2 separate regions of the Homo sapiens genome follow, and region 1 is linked to region 2. Evidence: read pairs that join two places in POLR2A ChIA-PET (ENCODE). Cell type or tissue: OCI-LY7. All regions are shown on one strand. Links, peaks and the distances in the headings refer to the core of each region. The heading gives the core; the rest is flanking DNA.

The links. Peaks named below come from ENCODE experiments on the same cell type or tissue, not always from the same donor. Only the 100,000 strongest peaks of a DNase experiment are listed, where the experiment ranks them.
Region 1: POLR2A ChIA-PET joins it to region 2 with 6 read pairs; 5 of 35 experiments call an interaction of 5 or more read pairs at or near these places.

Annotation. Positions count from the first base shown.
Region 1 is chr14:73,769,591-73,778,512 of GRCh38, reverse strand. It overlaps a transcript of MIDEAS not described here. Among named protein-coding and RNA genes, the nearest start is that of MIDEAS-AS1, 13 kb to the left of the region's middle. RefSeq lists enhancers at 3,049-3,607, 6,754-6,813, 6,934-7,003. In OCI-LY7, for the core only: a CTCF peak has its summit at 3,528; a DNase peak (open chromatin) is centred at 4,122; H3K4me3 peaks cover 1,278 bases; H3K27ac peaks cover 2,500 bases.
Region 2 is chr14:73,684,674-73,693,595 of GRCh38, reverse strand. DNAL1 (dynein axonemal light chain 1) reads right to left here. Exons shown (of 8, transcript NM_031427.4): 6 at 6,211-6,337; 7 at 4,081-4,221. Among named protein-coding and RNA genes, the nearest start is that of PNMA1, 25 kb to the left of the region's middle. RefSeq lists an enhancer at 7,899-8,068. In OCI-LY7, for the core only: no CTCF peak of the experiment used is centred there; no DNase peak of the experiment used is centred there.

The DNA.
Region 1 (8,922 bases), core at 3,146-5,645, 85 kb before region 2:
AAGGCTCAACAAGATTTCTTCTACCATCTCTCCAAGGAGGCTGTGCTGACACGTGGCATTTAGGATCTGACTTCTCCAGTTATGGAGGAAAAGAAAAGTAGCTGTAACCACAACAGTCGTGACCTTCCCCATCACGTTTTTTTTTTTTTTGAGACAGAGTCTCGCTCTGTCGCCCAGGCTGGAGTGCAGTGGCGCAATCTCAGCTCACTGCAACCTCCGCCTCCCAGGTTCAAGTGATTCTCCTGTTCTCCTGCCTCAGCCTCCAGAGTAGCTGGGATTACAGGTGTGTGCTGCCGCACCCGGCTAATTTTTGTATTTTTAGTAGAAACGGGGTTGCACTATGTTGGCCAGGCTGCTCCTGAACTCCTGACCTCAGGTGATCCACCTGCCTCGGCCTCCCAAAGTGCTGGGATTACAGGTGTGAGCCACCACGCCTGGCCCCTATCATGGTTTATAAGGTGCGTTCTGTCAGGTTCTTCATTCTTTCACTCACTCATGCATTTATTGAGCCCTTACTGTGTACTTGGCTCTGTGCTTGGTACTGGGGATACAAAGATAAAGAAGCTTCAGGTCCCCACTTTAAGGTGCTCATGGTCTGTGAGGGAGACAAACATCTACAAAAGTCAAGAGCAGTTAAGCTCTGCAGGTATCAATGTCAAGGTGTTCAGGGGGCTCCTGCGCTCAGAGGAGAGGACTGGCCACTTCTACCACGGCCAGGAGAGAGAGGCATGTCAGGAAAGGTTTAGGAAAACCCCAGTGCCTTGCACAGTACTTGTGCCTGGTGAGTGCTGTGGAATTAACGAATGAGAGGCGTCCTGGAGAAGCTGTTTGAGCTGAGTGCTGAGAAACGAGTAGGCATCCACCAGGTGGCAAAAGGAGTCAGGGCATTCTAGGTACAGGGAGCAGCTCAGACAAGGCCTGGAGGCACAACATGACACCATTTGCTCTGGGGACTGCAAGTGGTGGGGCAGTGGAGCACGGCTGAGAGGGGTGCAGAAAGGGGCAGGCAGGGCCGGGCCATGGGCCAGAGGAGCCCGTGTGCAGGTAGAAGGAGATGCTGGCATAGCTCAGGTCTTAGGTTGGCCCACAGCAGAAGCTAACTGTAGCTAAATTGAGGAGAAAAGAAATGTATTGGAAGGCTATCTGGTGGCTCACTGAATGTCCGAGAAGGTTGGAGAATGAGGCTCAGAAATTGATCAGGACTTGTGGAAAGTTGGGTGGCTGGAACCAAAGCCATGGTGACGATGCTGCTGACCTGGCATCACTGCTGCCAGCAGACCTGGATGCTGCCACCCCTTCCAGAATGGGTACTGAACTCTCCCCACTTTTTTGTGCCACTCGCTCCAGAGGCAAAGGCTAGGCTGCGCATGTGGTTGGCCCTGCTTAGGTCATGTTCTTGCTGTTATGGTTCTGAACTTTTATTTATTTATTTATTTATTTTTTTTGAGACAGTCTTGCTCTGTTGCCCAGGCTGGAGTGCAGTGGCGTGATCTCGGCTCACTGCAACCTCCGCCTCCCGGGTTCAAACTATTCTGTGCCTCAGCGTCCCGAGTAGCTGGGACTACAGGCACCCGCCACCACGCCAGGCTAATGTTTGTGTTTTTAGTAGAGATGGGGTTTCACCGTCTTGGCCAGGCTGGTCTTGAACTCCTGACCTTGTGATCCACCCGCCTCGGCCTCCCAAAGTGCAGGGGTTACAGGCGTGAGCCTGAGGCTGATGTTACGGTTCTGAAGAGCAAGGCTCTGGAGGCTGCAGCCTCCCCAGCAGAGTGGAACTCTGCCTCCTCTCAGGACTCACAACCACAGGTGCCTGAAACCAGGGGAGGGCTGCATATGCCAGGTGGACAGGTGTCTCTCATAGAGCTTGGAGCCCATTCTAGCCTTCAAACTGGGATGATGGGGCTGTTCTGGATGTGGGAAGAGGAGACAGGGCATCCCTCTTGGGCCACTGAAAACATCCACATCTTTTTTTTTTTTTTTTTTGTAATTTAAACAGAGATGGGGTTTTGCCATGTTGCCCAGGCTGGTCTTGAATTCCCGGGCTTAAGCCAGCCTCCCACCCTGGCCTCCCAAAATGTTGGGATGACAGGCATGAGCCACCATACCTGGCCAACATCCACATCTTGAGCTTAATCTGTTTGGACATCCTTCTGAATCCTTAGCCTCCCGCTGAGCTTTAGGAATGTTATGTGCCCAGAAGATCTGAGTGTTTCATTAGTAATTGGAATTCTCCTCTGGAATCTGACCATCCCAGTGGAAAAGGGAGATCATCCCGGCATCTGGATCCTCCCTGCACATTTGATTCCACTTGGAAAACTTTGGTGCTGCCTTTCGAGGACAGAGGCCGAGGGTTGGCTCTCTCCAACAGGCAGTTACAGCTTGAATTCTGCTTCTTCCCCAAGGTTGGGTGAGACTCTTGGGGCCACAGGGTGTTTGCGAGGTGCCACTTTGCTTTTCAGACTAGAAGTTGGAGTTCTGGTTTCAGGCTTGGTTTGTGGAACAGTTGAGGCGCCTGGTGTCTAAGCTGCCCAGGTGATCTCTCCAGTTCTAAAGATGTCACCCTGGTTGAGATGTTCTACCCTATCTCCTTTCTGAGAGCGCTAAAGGAGCTACAGCTTTGTTTGCCTGGGGCTGTCAGCATCACCTGTCACATCCTGCCCAGTTTCCTCATCCAGAAAAAACAAGAGGTGTCAGATAAGGTGAGCTCCAGCTCCCGTCTTGCCCTCAGATCTTCTGGGTATAACTCTTTGAAGCAAGGGCACCTTGACTGGAATCTTGGTCATTCAGTTCCATTAATCTTAGACAAAGGAATTAATTTTCCTTAAAAGGAAAAATGCAGTTTTGAACTTACTGGCTGTTTTATGCCAGTGTTCCAAGACTTCCCTGGGAAAGCGGGAAGCTGCTGCCCCCAGGAAGCTGGGAGTGTCATGAGCTGGGCTCTGGACTGGAAGCGATTCCTGATCCTGAGGCTTGGATCGCTTAGATGCATGGCCTGGTTGGCTCCCCGAGGGAGGGAGCAGGGGCCTTCCTAGTTCCTGGCCAGTGTTGGTTCTGGCCTAGTTTACACTGAACTTGCCTACTTTTGTCCAGATGAAATGAAATTGTGCTAAAAGCAGCATTAAAGTGGAAAAGAAGTCTTGAAGAACCTGAATTATTTTACTAAAACACAGCTTTGGTCATATCACCCCCTCTTAATCTTTGAGAACTGCCCAAGTTCTGCAGAAGGAGCTCCACACTCCTCAGAATGGCACATGTACTCTTGTTTGAGCCCTGGCCCACCTTTCTGGCCTTTTTCTTACCACTACCCCTTCCCTAGCATGGCCCTTTTTGTTCCAGCCGGCCTCTTGCTGCTCCTGGACGCACTTCTCTCGCCTTGTTATATGCTCTTGGCCTTTGCTTATTGTTGTCTCTTCCATCTGGAATGCCCTCTCTGGCCTTTTCCTCCTGGCAGATGCCCACAGGGCCAGCCAGGAGTCACCTGCTCCATGCTGCCTTCCTGAGTTGCCACCATGGCATTTCTGCAATTGAACTTCCCCCCTGCAGGATGCTGGGGTCAGTTGCAGGAGTGCCTGGCTCCCCACCACCTTGGATCTGTGGCTGGCACACAGTAGGTGCTCTGTGACAGGAACGAGAAGGGCCACCTGAGGGGCTGTGAGGGAGCATCGGGCAGGCCCAGGACCTGGCCTATGTCTGGTGGACTGTGTGCTTGGTGAGCTGGCTGTCTGCATGACATCCCCAGCCTCCCTTAGTGCTTGCTGGTGGGGCTGCCACCTTGGTGTCTCTGCTATTTGCTTGGGCCTGTCAGCAAGACCCTGGTGAGAGTAGGAAGGGGATTTGGGGGTATAAAACCTGTATCGGGGCCCCACTCACCCTGAGGAAGCCTTTGAGGGGACACTGAGGAGATGTCTGTGGTGAGGAGCTGGTTTAGAGGTGGCAGAAGCATCTCTTCCTACTGGCCCTCCTTGAAGAAGGATAAATATTAATACCAGCTGCCATTAGAGGATCCTTTCGTTTCTCATGCTCAGCACTGTCTTTTGGCTTCACACAGAGACAGAGCTGGGGAAAGCAAGTCTGCAGACCATAGTAGCAGAGACTGGGGCTCTTTAAAATGAAAGTCCTGTCCCACCTGGTCATGAGGCAGTCAGGACAGGCTGTGGCACTTCCTGTTCCTGCGAGGAAGAATGCATCCTCCTGACAGTAATTGCAGGGTGCAGTGGGAGCCCCAAAGCAGGGATTGCAGTCTCCGTTTGTCTATGAAATGAGGGGATTAGACTACAGGGGTACCTTTCCTGTTCGAAAATTCCTGTGAATGGAGCCTGGCAGGCGGTGTCTTTATGGTGCCTCATAGTGGGACCCAGGGTTGTCACTCAGAGGCTTCCTGTCATTATCCCAGGTCTGCGTGCCACTCAGAGAGACCTGTGGAGGAGTGGCTTTCTCGCCATGGCTGATTAGTTGGACTTGCTTTTCTTTTTTCTTTTTTTTTTTTTTTTTGAGATTCAGTCTCACCCTGTCACCTAGGCTGGAGTGCAGTGGTGTGATATCAGCTCACTGCAGCCTCTGCCTCCCAGGTTCAAGTGATTGTCCTGCTTCAGCCTCCTAAGTAGCTGGGACTACAGGCGCCCACCACCATGCCCAGCTCATTTTTGTATTTCAGTAGAGACAGGGTTTTACCATATTGGCCAGGCTGGTCTCGAACTCGTGACCTCAAGTGATCCACCCGCCTCAGCCTCCCAAAGTGCTGAGATTACAGGCGTGAGCCATTGCGCCTGGCCTCTCTCTTTCTTTAAAGACTTTTCTTTCTTGAAGTTGAGCCACCCTTAGGGCTGAGCCTGCATGCACATGGGCCTGTGGGACCACTGGTGAGCACAGGGCTTATATTGTTTGCAGAGTATGTTTCTAGAACCTAGAAGCACATGGTATTTCCAGAATCCTCTTTAGGAACCCATGAATGTGTGTGTTTGTTCCGGGCCCCTGGAAGATCAGCTTGGAGAAACCTGAGTGGTGGAGGGAGTGGGTTGATGTCCAGGGAGGGGTGGGCTCATTTTGGAAAGGACAGAATGTGGGATCTGTCTTTGTTTCTGACTCCACAAGGCCTGCTCTCCCCTCCTTACTCATCCCAGCCTCTACCTTCCTACCCACACCTCTCTGTCCTCCTTCGTCATCTCTCCCTGGAAAATCAATTGTATTACCTCCAACATCCACCAGTCATAGGGTACGTATTCCGAATAGCAGGGACGCTGAGGAGCTGGGAAAAGTGCATTATAAGAGTAGATCCTGATTGGTAGGATTGACAGGTGTTGCTAGGAAAACTACTTTGGAAAATAGATAATCCGGGTAACTCACAAAGAACAAATATACATTAAAAATGTATGAGAAGCCAGGCGTGGTGGCTTACATCTGTAATCCCAGCACTTTGGGAGGCCGAGGTGGGCGGATCATCTGAGGTCAGGAGTTTGAGACCAGCCTGGCCAACATGGAGAAACCCCATCTCTACTAAAATTACAAAATTAGCTGGGTGTGGTGGTGCGCGCCTGTAACCCTAGCTACTCGGGAGGCTGAGGCAGGAGAATCACTTGAACTGGGGGGTGGAGGTTGCAGTGAGCCGAGATGGCACCACTGCACTCCAGCCTGGGCGACAGAGCGAGACTCTGTCTCGAAAACAACAACAACAACAAAATACACACACACACACACACACACACACACACACACACACACTAGAACTTGAAGCTGTAAGAAAATGTTAATTTCCTTTGATCTATTAGTATTGCTCTTGAGAATTTAAGAATAAAGAATTTATTAATTCTAAAAAGGAAAAGAGCTCTAAGTACAAAGATATCTATTTATTATTTTTTTAATCTCATACCTTCCTGCACACCAAAGATATTTATAGCAACATTGCTTAAAATAGAAAAGAAAAAAAAACAAAACCAAAACTGTAAACAGCCTCAGTGTTTCATGTGGCTGTATAATTCATGATACCTAGAGTCAGTGAGTATTGTGTCACTGTTATCTTAATATGAAGATAATGTTGTTTCTTGGGAAAATGTTGATGAATTTAGATGAAAAAAGTAAAACACAGAATTGCATAAGTGCATAAAAACTGATTACACTGCCCATAGTAAAAATTGGCATAATGCCAATAACTGGATTTGGGCAAAGAGGTTATGGGTAGAGCATGTGTGTGTGTTTGAAATTGCTTTAATAATTTATATAACATCTTTTTTTTATTTATAAGACAAGGCCTTAACTTCAAAGACTTTGGATTTGGGTGGGAAGGAGGCCAGGGGGAGGGACTCCCATCTGTTACTACCAGGAAAACCAAACAGCTCTGTCTTTATCAGCTACCGGCACTGCATGCAGGGGCTGGAGGATTCAGATGGGCCTGACTTCATAGACTGGCTGAGTAACTCGGGTTCACAGCGTGGACTCTGCCTCCAGCCCCCAGCTGGCTCAGGGCCCCAGACGATTTTCACACCTGCGTTTTCATGGAACCAGCCCAGTGAGCACGTGAGGCTTTGAGCCACCCGCCCACTCACCTCTGGGCTGCCTCTTACTTCAGGCCCCTGCCACAGCAGGAGGAAGCTGAGTCTTTCTTCTGCAGTTCCAACTGGCAGCAGGGAGGGTGTGCTTTGCTAATTGACCTCCTGCAGCCTTTTCTAACCCAGGTGGGGCCCTAGTGAGGTAGCGTCTTGCTCACTTACATTGTTGCACATATTAATTGAAGTGTTGAATTTAGTTGCTCTTTAATGCTAGCCACATCCATCCAGTTCACATCTGACCTAGCAGGCAGGGCCGTCTGACCCCACGTCTTGCCGTGAGATCTGCTGGGACGCGCAGCTGCAGGTTTGGGTGTGGCGCTGAGCAGCTGACTGTCTTCTGAGCACCTTCTCATATCTCTGTGGCATCTCAGAATCTCTGGACATCTGGTGAATGGCCTTCTCACCCACCACTCCCCTCGTGTGTAGTAGCCTTTTCTTCTGAGTGGAGAGCCTTATTTTCTTAACACGTGGAGTGTCTATTTGGAGGGTCCATGATCATCCCGTTGCTGTGACCAGCCCAGGAATGTGACCAGGGCAGGACAGGGAGACTCCTTGGTGTTGTGCAGAGTCCCCAGGTGGGTGGCAGCTGGAGAGCCCCCGGCGTACCTTGAGTTCGCAGGTTGGAGCCTGCTGAAGCTCTGCCCGACAGAATGCGTGTGGAGGGAGGCCCAGACCCAGCTGGGGCCCTGGTTATCTCCAGTGTATATTTGCTAAAACCAAATTTCAGAACTGTCAAAGACTGGAGTTTGTTCTTCTGTGATCAGATTGAAGTAGGACCTTGTGGCTGGAGGTGTGCCAGGGTCAGAGAGAAAATGGAGAGTATGGGCTCAGGGCACGCCTGGATGCTCATTAGGGGTACTCAGGCCAGCTTCATGTGTTCCATGGCAAGTGATGGCTGTGTGTGTGTGTGTTTGGAGGTGGGGCTGGTGACTGTCTCTGTGCTTTTCTAGAATATCGTGTTTATTCCTAGATGCCCCAACCTCATCTTCACGCCCTACAGTGGCATTGAGCCTGGTTCTGATCATTGCTGGTCATGTGAATATTAAGTGCCATAGTGTCTAAGGAACAAGCTGCCTTCTCGAGCCCAGGCCCCAGCAATAACTGTTCCTCTCAGTTCCCTAATTTAGAGACCACGTGTGTGCCCCAGGGTTGTCAGCAGCTCGGTTTTTTGAAGCTTGAAACACATTTCCATAGAAACAATGCTATAAATGGTGGTTGGGTACCTAGGCTAGCCCACAAAGAGCCCTGGTGTCACCTCAGAAGTTGCTGAAATAAGGTATTAGTGAAATTGAGAGCCCAAATGCAGCAGTCATAGTTAGTACCCAGGACGCTGGAGGTTAATTGGTGTGGGTTTATTTGTGTAATTTCCTTTCTTTGGTGAGAGGTGTTTCAAAGCTCTCTAGATAAGGGATGCTCTGTAGGCACTCCCCCGCACCATCCCCACCCAGTCACAATCCCTCCTCTCCCGGTTTACATTCCTTCTTCTTTCCTCATCAAGCCAGGGGCCTGGGCCTACCTGCCCTCTGGTATGTTTATGATGAGGAAATCCTGTTCAGTGGCCCTTACATCATCATTGTCATCATCACCATCATCATCATCATCATCATCGTCATCATCATCATCACCGTCGTTACTGTTATATAAATCATCTTGATCAACTTAACAGAATAAACATGACACCTATTTAGAATTCTCTTCTGATTGCTTCTAATATTCCTTTGCAGTTTTAACACAGCTTATAAGTTCACCTGACATATTTTTTGGTGCTGATTTTGTCACTTAACATGACTTCACCAAATGGTTTCATCAGATAGTTTCCCTCTGTCCATCCTTTCATATTTCATTCTGTTACTCTTCCTTACCGTACCATAATCTGAATGGGCTCTATATACAGGTGCTGTGGAGCATCTTTTGTAAAAACTTCCTTGTGGTGACATTTTAGATTATTTTTATGGGATATAGTCCACCAACCGTAATTACCTGGTCAGCGTTTTAAACTCTTGCAACACTAAATATATACACCTACAATATACCCGCAAAAATTAAAAAAAAAAAACAAAAAAAAAAACCCAGCCGGGCACGGTGGCTCACACCTGTAATCCCAGCACTTTGGGAGGCCGAGGCGGGCAGATCACCAGGTCAGGAGTTTGAGACCAGCCTGGCCAATATGGTGAAACCCCGTCTCTACTAAAAATACAAAAATTAGCTGGGCGTGGTGGTGCGTGCCTACAGTCCCAGTTACTCGGGAGGCTGAGGCAGAAGAATTGCTTGAACCCGGGAGGCAGAGGTTGCAGTGAGCCAAGATTGCACCACTGCACTCCAGCCTGGGCAATAGAGTGAGACTCCATCTCAAAAACAAAACAAAACAAAACAAAACAAA
Region 2 (8,922 bases), core at 3,333-5,832:
CCACAGGAATGATATAGTATGTACCCTGTGTCTGGCTTCTTTTATTCAACACTATGTTTGTATGATTCATCCATGTTGTGTAAAATTTTAATTCATTCATTTTTACTGCTGTTTAATATTCCATTGTATGACTATGCCATATTTTATCTATGTATTCTATTGTTCATGAACATTTAAGTAGTTTATAATTTTTAGCTATTAATATACTGCTACTATGAACATCCTCATACGTGTCTTTTGGTAAACATTCACACCCTTTTCTTTGGGGTATGTAGTTAGGAGGGAAATTGCTGGGTCACAAGGAATGTATGTGTAGAGTTTTGTAGATAACGCCAATTTCCCAAAGTGGTTATACCAAGTTACATTACCATCCTACAGGGTATAAGAGTTGCTTCACATCCTCACTAGCATTTGGTATTGTCCGTCTTTTTTATTTTAGATTTTTAACATCCCTCAGCTTTAGGCTGGGCGCGGTGGCTCACACCTGTAATTCCAGCACTTAGGGAGGCTGAGGTGGGTGGATCACGAGGTCAGGAGTTGAAGACCAGCCTTGCCAAGATGATAAGACCCCATCTCTACTAAAAATACAAAAATTAGCCAGGCGTGGTGGCGGACGCCTGTAATCCCAGCTCTTCAGGAGGCTGAGGCAGAGAATTGCTCGAATCTGGGAGGTGGAGGCTGCAGCGAGCTGAGATCGCGCCACTGCACTCCAGCCTGGGTGACAGCGTGAGACTCCGATTCAAAAAAAAAAAAAAGATCCCTCAGTTTTGCTTATGAGCAACAGAAGAGAAACAAAAATGGGCAAGTTTGCAGCTGTGGCCATCTCTGTTCTGGTCTATCCCACTGGTTTAGAATAGACTAAGGTGTTCTTCTAGGGGCTGTTCAGATTGACATGAAGTCAATACATGGTCCAAAAGGCCATAATGTAGCTTTGTCTATTCAAGTTCTACATTGGTGGTTCTATTTTATTCTTTTTTTTTTTTTTCTCGGCTCACTGCAACCTCCGCCTCCTGGGTTCAAGCGATTCTCCTGCCCCAGCCTCCCGAATAGCTGGGATTACAGGCATGTGCCACCATGCCTGGCTAATTTTATATTTTTAGTAGAGACGGGGTTTCTCCATGTTGGTCAGGCTGGTCTCGAACTGCCTGTGCAGTGGCACAATCTCAGCTCACTGCAACCTCTGCCTCCCGGGTTCAAGTGATTCTCCTGCCTCAGTCTCCCAAGTAGCTGGGATTATAGGCGCCTGCCACCACACGCAGCTAATTTTTGTATTTTTAGTAGAGACAGGGTTTCACCAGGTGGGCCAGGCTGGTCTCAAACTCCTGACCTCAGGTGATCCACCCACCTCGGCCTCCCAAAGTGCTGGGATTACACACATGAGCCACTACACCCGGCCTCTATTTTATTCTTAAGGGAAGAGGTTCGCTTTCTACGTACAACCCTGAAGGAAGTAAAGACAAATGATTTGAAATCAGGAGGCTGAGGCAGGAGAACCACTTGAACTTGGGAGGCGGAGCTTGCAGTGAGTTGAGATGGTGCCACTGCACTCTAGCCTGGGTGACAGAGCAAGGCTCTGTCTCAAAAAAAAAAAAAAAAAAAGTCTGGGCACAGTGGCTCACCGCCTATAATCCCAGCACTTTAGGAGGCCAAGGCGGGCGGATCACGAGGTCAAGAGGTCAAAACCATCCTGGCCAACATGGTGAAACCCCATCTCTACTAAAAATACAAAAATTAGCTGGGGGGGGGGGGTGGCGCACGCCTGTAGTTCCAGCTACTTGGGAGGCTGAGGCAGGAGAATCGCTTGAACCCGGGAGGCGGAGGTTGCAGTGAGCCAAGATTGCGCCATTGTATTCCAGCCTGGGCAACAGAGCCAGACTCTAAAAAAAAGAATGACAGACTGAATTTCTTAACAGCCCAGCTGAATTGAATTGGGGAGGTAGTGTTCAAAGTCAAAATGAGGTCGATTTATATTGAAATATTTCTTATACACTTGCATTTTGGGATTGAGTTAAAATCTAAAATAATTATAACTCTTTATTTTGTTTCTGAGACAGAGTCTCACTCTGTTGCCCAGGCTGGAGTGCAGTGGCATCATCTTGGCTCACTGCAACCACCGCCTCCCAGGTTCAAGCAATTCTCCTGCCTTAGCCTCCTGAGTAACTGAGATTACAGGCACCCACCACCAGGTCCAGCTAATTTTGTATTTTTACTAGAGACAGGATTTCACCATGTTGGCCAGGCTGGTCTCGAACTCCTGACCTCAAGTGATCCTCCCACCTCGGCCTCCCAAAGTGCTAGGATTACAGGTGTGAGCCACCACACCCAGCTAATAACATATATTTTGAATACTTACTTTATGTTAAGCACAACGTTTAGCGTAGATTATCTCTATGTGTTCATTGTTTCACATAGATTATTTTATTTAATCCTCATAATAATACTCTGATATATGTTCTGAAATGATTACTAATGATACTATTATCATCTCCAGTTTTTAGATTACCAATGAACAAGGTTTGGTGAGATTAATTAATTAGCACAATTTCACAAACTATTAAGTGGAGGAGCTGGGACTTGACTCAGTTAATTAGGGTTATCTACTGATGCTGACACTGATCTTAAGATATTGGGAAACTAAGACTGGGGATGAGGGGAGAAACAGAGAGAATACCACAATTTTGATCCAATTGTAAAAAAGCAACTGCTTACCATGTATTTCTAATTATTCTGCAGAATCAGAATAATTTTTGATTCTGATCAAAATTTGTGACCTTTGTGTTACCTTTCTGACTTGAGAATAAGCCTAACTTTCTTTATTTTTTAAACTTGCTTAAATGAGCTAGAAGTTTATTTTTCTTTTACATAAAAGTACAAGTAGATAGTAGATAGACATGGAACTTTATGTTGTCTGGAAGTCAGGATCCTTCTCTTTTTTTTTTTTTTGAGACGGAGTTTCGCTCTTGTTGCCTAGGCTGGAGTGTAGTGGCACAATCATGGCTCACCACAACCTCCGCCTCCCGGATTCAAGCGATTCTCCTGCCTCAGCCTCCCGAGTAGATGGGGTTACAGGCATGCACCACCACATCCGGCTAATTTTGTATTTTTAGTAGAGATGGGGTTTCTCCATGTTGGTCAGGCTGGTCTCGAACTCCCAACCTCAGGTGATCTGCCCGCCTTGGCCTCCCCAAGTGCTAGGATTACAGGCATGAGCCACCGCACCTGGCCAGGCTCCTTCTCTCTTACTGCTTGCATGGGTGTCCTCCTTGTGATACAGGGAAGAGTGAGAAAAGGAGGAGGCTCAGCACCAAACCCTGAATAATTCCAGCTTTAATCCAACATAGCAGAAGGAAATTTATATCAGGAAAAAATAAATATACAATTTTTTAAAAATAAATACAGGGTTTTTCTCACTATATTGCAAAGGCTGGTCTCAAACTCCTGACCTCAAGCAATCTTCTTGCCTCATTGAATAGCTTGACTACAGAAACGTGCCACTGTGACTGGCTCCATGTAGATTTATAAGGCCTAGCTTTCTTTTCTTTTCTTTTTTTTTTTTTTGAGACGGAATTTCACTCTTTTTTGCCCAGGCTGGAGTGCAATGGCACAATCTCAGCTCACTGCAACCTCCGCCTGCCGAGTTCAAGTGATTCTCCTGCCTCAGCCTCCCGAGTAGCTGGGATTACAGGTGCCCGCCACCACGCCTGGCTAATTTTTATATTTTTAGTAGAGATGGGGTTTCACCATGTTGGCCAGGCTGGTCTCAGACTCCTGACCTTCGGTGATCCACCCGCCTCAGCCTCCCAAAGTGCTAGGATTACAGGCGTGAGCCACCCATGCCCGGCCAGGCCTAGCTTTCTTATAAGCTTTTGGTCTAGGGAGAATCTTGTACCAGTCTAAATATCCTAGCAGTTTTTCATCTCACCTTGGCTCAAACCTAGACCATTCAATTTTACATAGATAGAAATGACCTGGAAGATCAGAGGTATTTTTTCTTTAGTTTTTCTCCTCTTCATGATTCCATGCCACAAATTCCATTTTTATGCCTAGAAGATATGTCTAAGCCAGCTCAGAATCACTCACCATCCAGCTTTTTCAGTTTGGGCACTCTCTTGGTTGCTTCTTCAATCCAGTTATTCTCAGCAGAATGTTTCTCTTCCAAGGGATTGCCTACAAACACCAGGTCTTCGAGGCATGGCAGTTCTGCCAGCTTCACAAACTCAGCTACAAGTAAAAGAATATTTTCCATATTAAAACACTAAGTTTTGGCCGGGTGCGGTGGTCCACGCCTGTAATCCCAGAACTTTGGGGGGACAAGGCGGGCGGATCACGACATCAGGAGATCGAGACCATCCTGGCTAACACAGTGAAACCCCATCTCTACTAAAAATACAAAAATAAGCCAGGCATAGTGGTGGGCACCTGTAGTCCCAGCTACTCAGGAGGCTGAGGCAGGAGAACTGCTTGAACCCGGGAGACGGAGGTTGCAGTGAGCAGAGATTGCACCAATGCACTCCAGACTGAGCGACAGAGCACGACTCTGTCTCAAAAAAAAAAAAAAAAAAAAAAAAACAGCAAGTTTTACTGTTACAATTTTGGGGATTAAATTCCAATATCATTAACCCTCAGTTTGTGACTATTCATGACAATCAGTTGTTTAAGATTTTGAAGGAAGCTAGGAAAGTTATACCATATAAAGTCATTCTCAGAAGACAGTACAGGATGGGAGGGAAAAAGAAGACATACCTCTCTACTTTAAATGCTAGCATAAGGATGAAATAAGACGAGATGAGATTCAAAGTCAAAAAGAACAAATCACTCTCCAGTGACAGGTCTTCTTCATGCTGTGCTGCATCAGTGTAGGTTAAGCTAACCTGCCTTTGTCTGTACCCATTCCCTCATCTTTGAATTCTTAAAACAACACATTCAAATCTGTATTGCAGAACTTATCACACAGTTTTGCTTTTTTTTGTTTTGAGAAAGAGTCTCCTTCTGTCACCCAGGCTGGAGTGCAATGGCTTCATCTCCACTCGCTGCAACCTCTGTCTCCTGGGTTAAAGCAACTCTCATGCCTCAGCCTCCCAAGTAGCTTGGACTACAGGCATGTACCACCACACCTGGCTATGTTTTTGTATTTTTGTATTTTTACAAAAAAAAATTTGGGTTTTGCTATGTTGGCCAGGCTAGTCTCAAACTCCTGACCTCAGGTGATCTGCCCGCCTTGGCCTCCCTAATTGTTGGGATTACCAGCAAGAGCCACTGCACCTGGCCTCTTATCACACAGTTTTATAATTATCAGCTTACAAACTAATTTTCCCCACTAAGCTGTGAACTTCTTGAGGGCAGGGATAATGTCCTATTCAACTATGTATCCAAAGAGACTGGTATAGTTCATCGCATATAACTGAATGAATTATATACAATAAAAAAGCAAAGTAACATAGATATCAAATAAGTCTTCTACCTTTGAAGTATTAAATTTAAACTGATTACTTCAGCCTTTGGATAATAGCTTAAATTTTTTTCATGATTAATAGGACCAGGACCTATCAGATTACGTTCATCCTAATTTTTTTTTTCAAGTTCTTTCACTTTTTTATTTTTTATTTTTATTATACTTTAAGTTTTAGGGCATATGTGTACAACGTGCAGGTTTGTTACGTATGTATACATGTGCCATGTTGGTATGCTGTGCCCATTAAGTCGTCATTTAACGTTAGGTATTTGAGACGGAGTCTTGCTCTGCTGCCCTGGCTGGAGTGCAGCGGCGCGATCTCGGCTCACTGCAAGCTCCGCCTCCCGGGTTCACGCCATTTTCCTGCCTCAGCCTCCCGAGTAGCTGGGACTACAGGCGCCCGCCACGACGCCCGGCTAATTTTTTTGTATTTTTAGTAGAGACGGGGTTTCACCGTGTTAGCCAGGATGGTCTCGATCTCCTGACCTCGTGATCCACCCGCCTCGGCCTCCCAAAGTTCTGGGATTACAGGCGTGAGCCACCGCGCCCGGTCCATCCTAAGTAAATATTTAAATATAAATGTTAAGCATTTAAAATTTAGAAACTCCTATTGCTGTTTCTCTCTGAGCTTAGCCATAAATGTTTCCACTTTCTCTCTGTGCTTAGAAATAAACGTTCTCGTTTTGCATCTTTTCCCTCTCGGACTATTTTCTATAAACAGGCGGTAGAAGGTTAGCAAAGGGCCACTCTCAGCTTACCCCAGTCTTTTACCAGGTTATTAGACATGTAGAGAATCTTCAATTTCTTCATTATGTGGATCCCTTTCAACTTCTCAATAAAATTGTAGGAGATCCACAGTTCTTCTAATGTGTCCCCTACTGCCTCCTGAAAAAGAACAAAATTTGATTTATGTTTATGTTTAAGCTTTTCTTTCTGTCTTCTTCTTTATAAAGATATACATAATGGCTTCCAAAGTGAACTTAGACCCTGCCTGTCTACTTGTAGAAGAGCTAGTAGTTGTGTGGGAGGTTTTTTTTTTCTCATTGAGGGAGCTAAGTAGAACATTCCATTCCCTTCTTCAAACTAATCTGAACTCTTCCTTCTCTGACTGCTCCACTAAAAAAAAAAAAAAATCACAAAACATAATACGTTACTAATACTGAAATCACCAAGAGGGGAAATAATGGCACTATCTTATCTCGTTCATTAATGGTACGGTTTTCAAATTACATTCCTATAGAGTATATTATTTGGTCCTTAGAACATCTGCTTTAAAGCCGATAAGGCAGGTTATTTGATTTCTATTACAGAGGGATTAAGGGCTTTTTCTAAGAACACACTATTAAATAATAGAGCTAGGTCTAAAATTCAGGGTCTTCTCCAACATTTATTATGATGATTTTCAAACATAAAAAAGTTGTTTTTTGTTTTGTTTTGAGACAGGGTCTCACTCTGTCACCCAGACTGGGGTGCAGTGTCACACTCACAGCTAACTGCAGCCTCAACCTCCCCCGGGCTCAAGCAATCCTCTCACCTCAGCCTCCCTAGTAGCTGGGACTACAGGTGCACACTACCACATCTGGCTAATTTTTGTCTTTTTGGTAGAGATGGGTTTTGTAGAGATGTTGTCCAGGCTGGTCTTGAACTCCTGGACTCAAGGGATCTGCCCGCCTCGGCCTCCCAAAGTGCTGGATTAAGGCATGAGCCACTGTGCCCAGCCAATAATACAATTTCCTGTAAGTATTTGTTAAGTAGATAATAAAGACAAGATTTTTGTGAAGCAGTCTAGTGAATATCAATGAGGAAAACCTGGCAAAGTTTGAGTGAATCAATTCAGTGAAATCTGTCATTAAATAAGCTGACTCTTTCGAGAATTGGACAATAACTGAACAGTCATTTAGCAAACTGGTCAGCTTCTGCATGTAAACAAGCCATTTCTCCCCTCAGTTTCTTACTCTGTAAAATGAGGAGACTGGCGCAATGAAATACCATCTCATACCCATTAGGATAGCTACTATCAAAATCACAGAAAATAGTAAGTATTAGTGAGGATGTGGAGAAATTGGAACCTTGTACACGGTTGGCAGGGAGGTAAAATGGTGCAGCTGCTATGGAAAACAATTTGGCCGTTCCTTAAAAAATTAATTATCATATGATAATTGATATCACTTAACAGGGGATCCAGCCATTCCACTTCGGGGCACATATTCAGAAGAAATGAAAGTGGGATCTCGAGATATTGGTACGCCCATGTTCACAGTAGCAAATTCACAATAGCCAAAAGATGGACGTGACCCAAGTGTCCACTGATAGACAAACGGATAAACAAAACATGGTATATACATACCGTAATAGAATATCATTTAACATTAAGCAGGAATGGGCTGGGTGCAGTGGCTCACATCTGTAATCCCAATACTTTGGGAAGCCAAGGCGGGCGGCTCACCTTAGGTCAGGAGTTTGAGACCAGCCTGGCCAACATGGTGAAATCCCATCTCTAATAAAAATATAAAAAAATTAGCCGGGCATGGTGGCACATGCCTGTAGTCCCAGCTACTTTGGCGGCTGAGGCAGAAGAATCACTTGAACCTGGGAGGTAGAGGTTGGAACGAGCCAAAATTGCGCAACTGCACTCCAGCCTCAGCGATACAGTGAGACTCAGTCTCAAAAAAAAAAAAAAAAATTAAGCAGAAAGGAAATTCTGACACACGCTACAACATGGATGAAACTTGAGGATATTACGCTAAGTTAAATAAGCCAGTCACAAAAAGATAAATGCTGTATGATACTACTTATATGAAATACCTAGAGTAGTTAAATTCGTAAAGACGGAAAGTGGAATGGTGGGTGCCAGGGATCAGGGAAGAGGCAGTAGGAAGCTACTGTATGCTTACAGAGGTTCAGACACACAAGATGAAGAGAGTTCTGGAGATGGATGGTGATGGTTGTGCAAGTCTACTTACTACCACTGAACTATACACTTAAAAATGTTTTAGATGGTAAACTTTATGTTATGTATATTTCACCACCATAAAAAACATTGGAAAAAATGAGGAAGTTGGACAAGTTCTTTAAGGTTCCTCTCAGCTATTAAAATTTATGATTTTTTAAGGTCAACAAACCATTGTAAGTATTGAAAACAAAAAAGTAAATGTCTACTCTGTAAATAATATCATGTTGGAGGTTACAGAAGTGGGAGAGCTTTATGAAATGCCATAAAATCTATTTTTTTAGTTTGTTTTTTAGTTTAGAGACAGAGTCTCGATCTGTTACGCAGGCTGCAGTACAGGGCACAATCAGGTCACTGCAGCCTTGAACTCCTGGGCTCAAGTGATCCTCCTGCCTCAGCCCCCTGAGTAGTTAGAACAGGCACGTGCCACCATGCTTGGCTAATTTAAAAAAATTTTTTTTTGTAGAGACAAGAGTCTCACTATGTTGTCTAGGCTGGTCTCAAACTCCTGGCCTCAAGC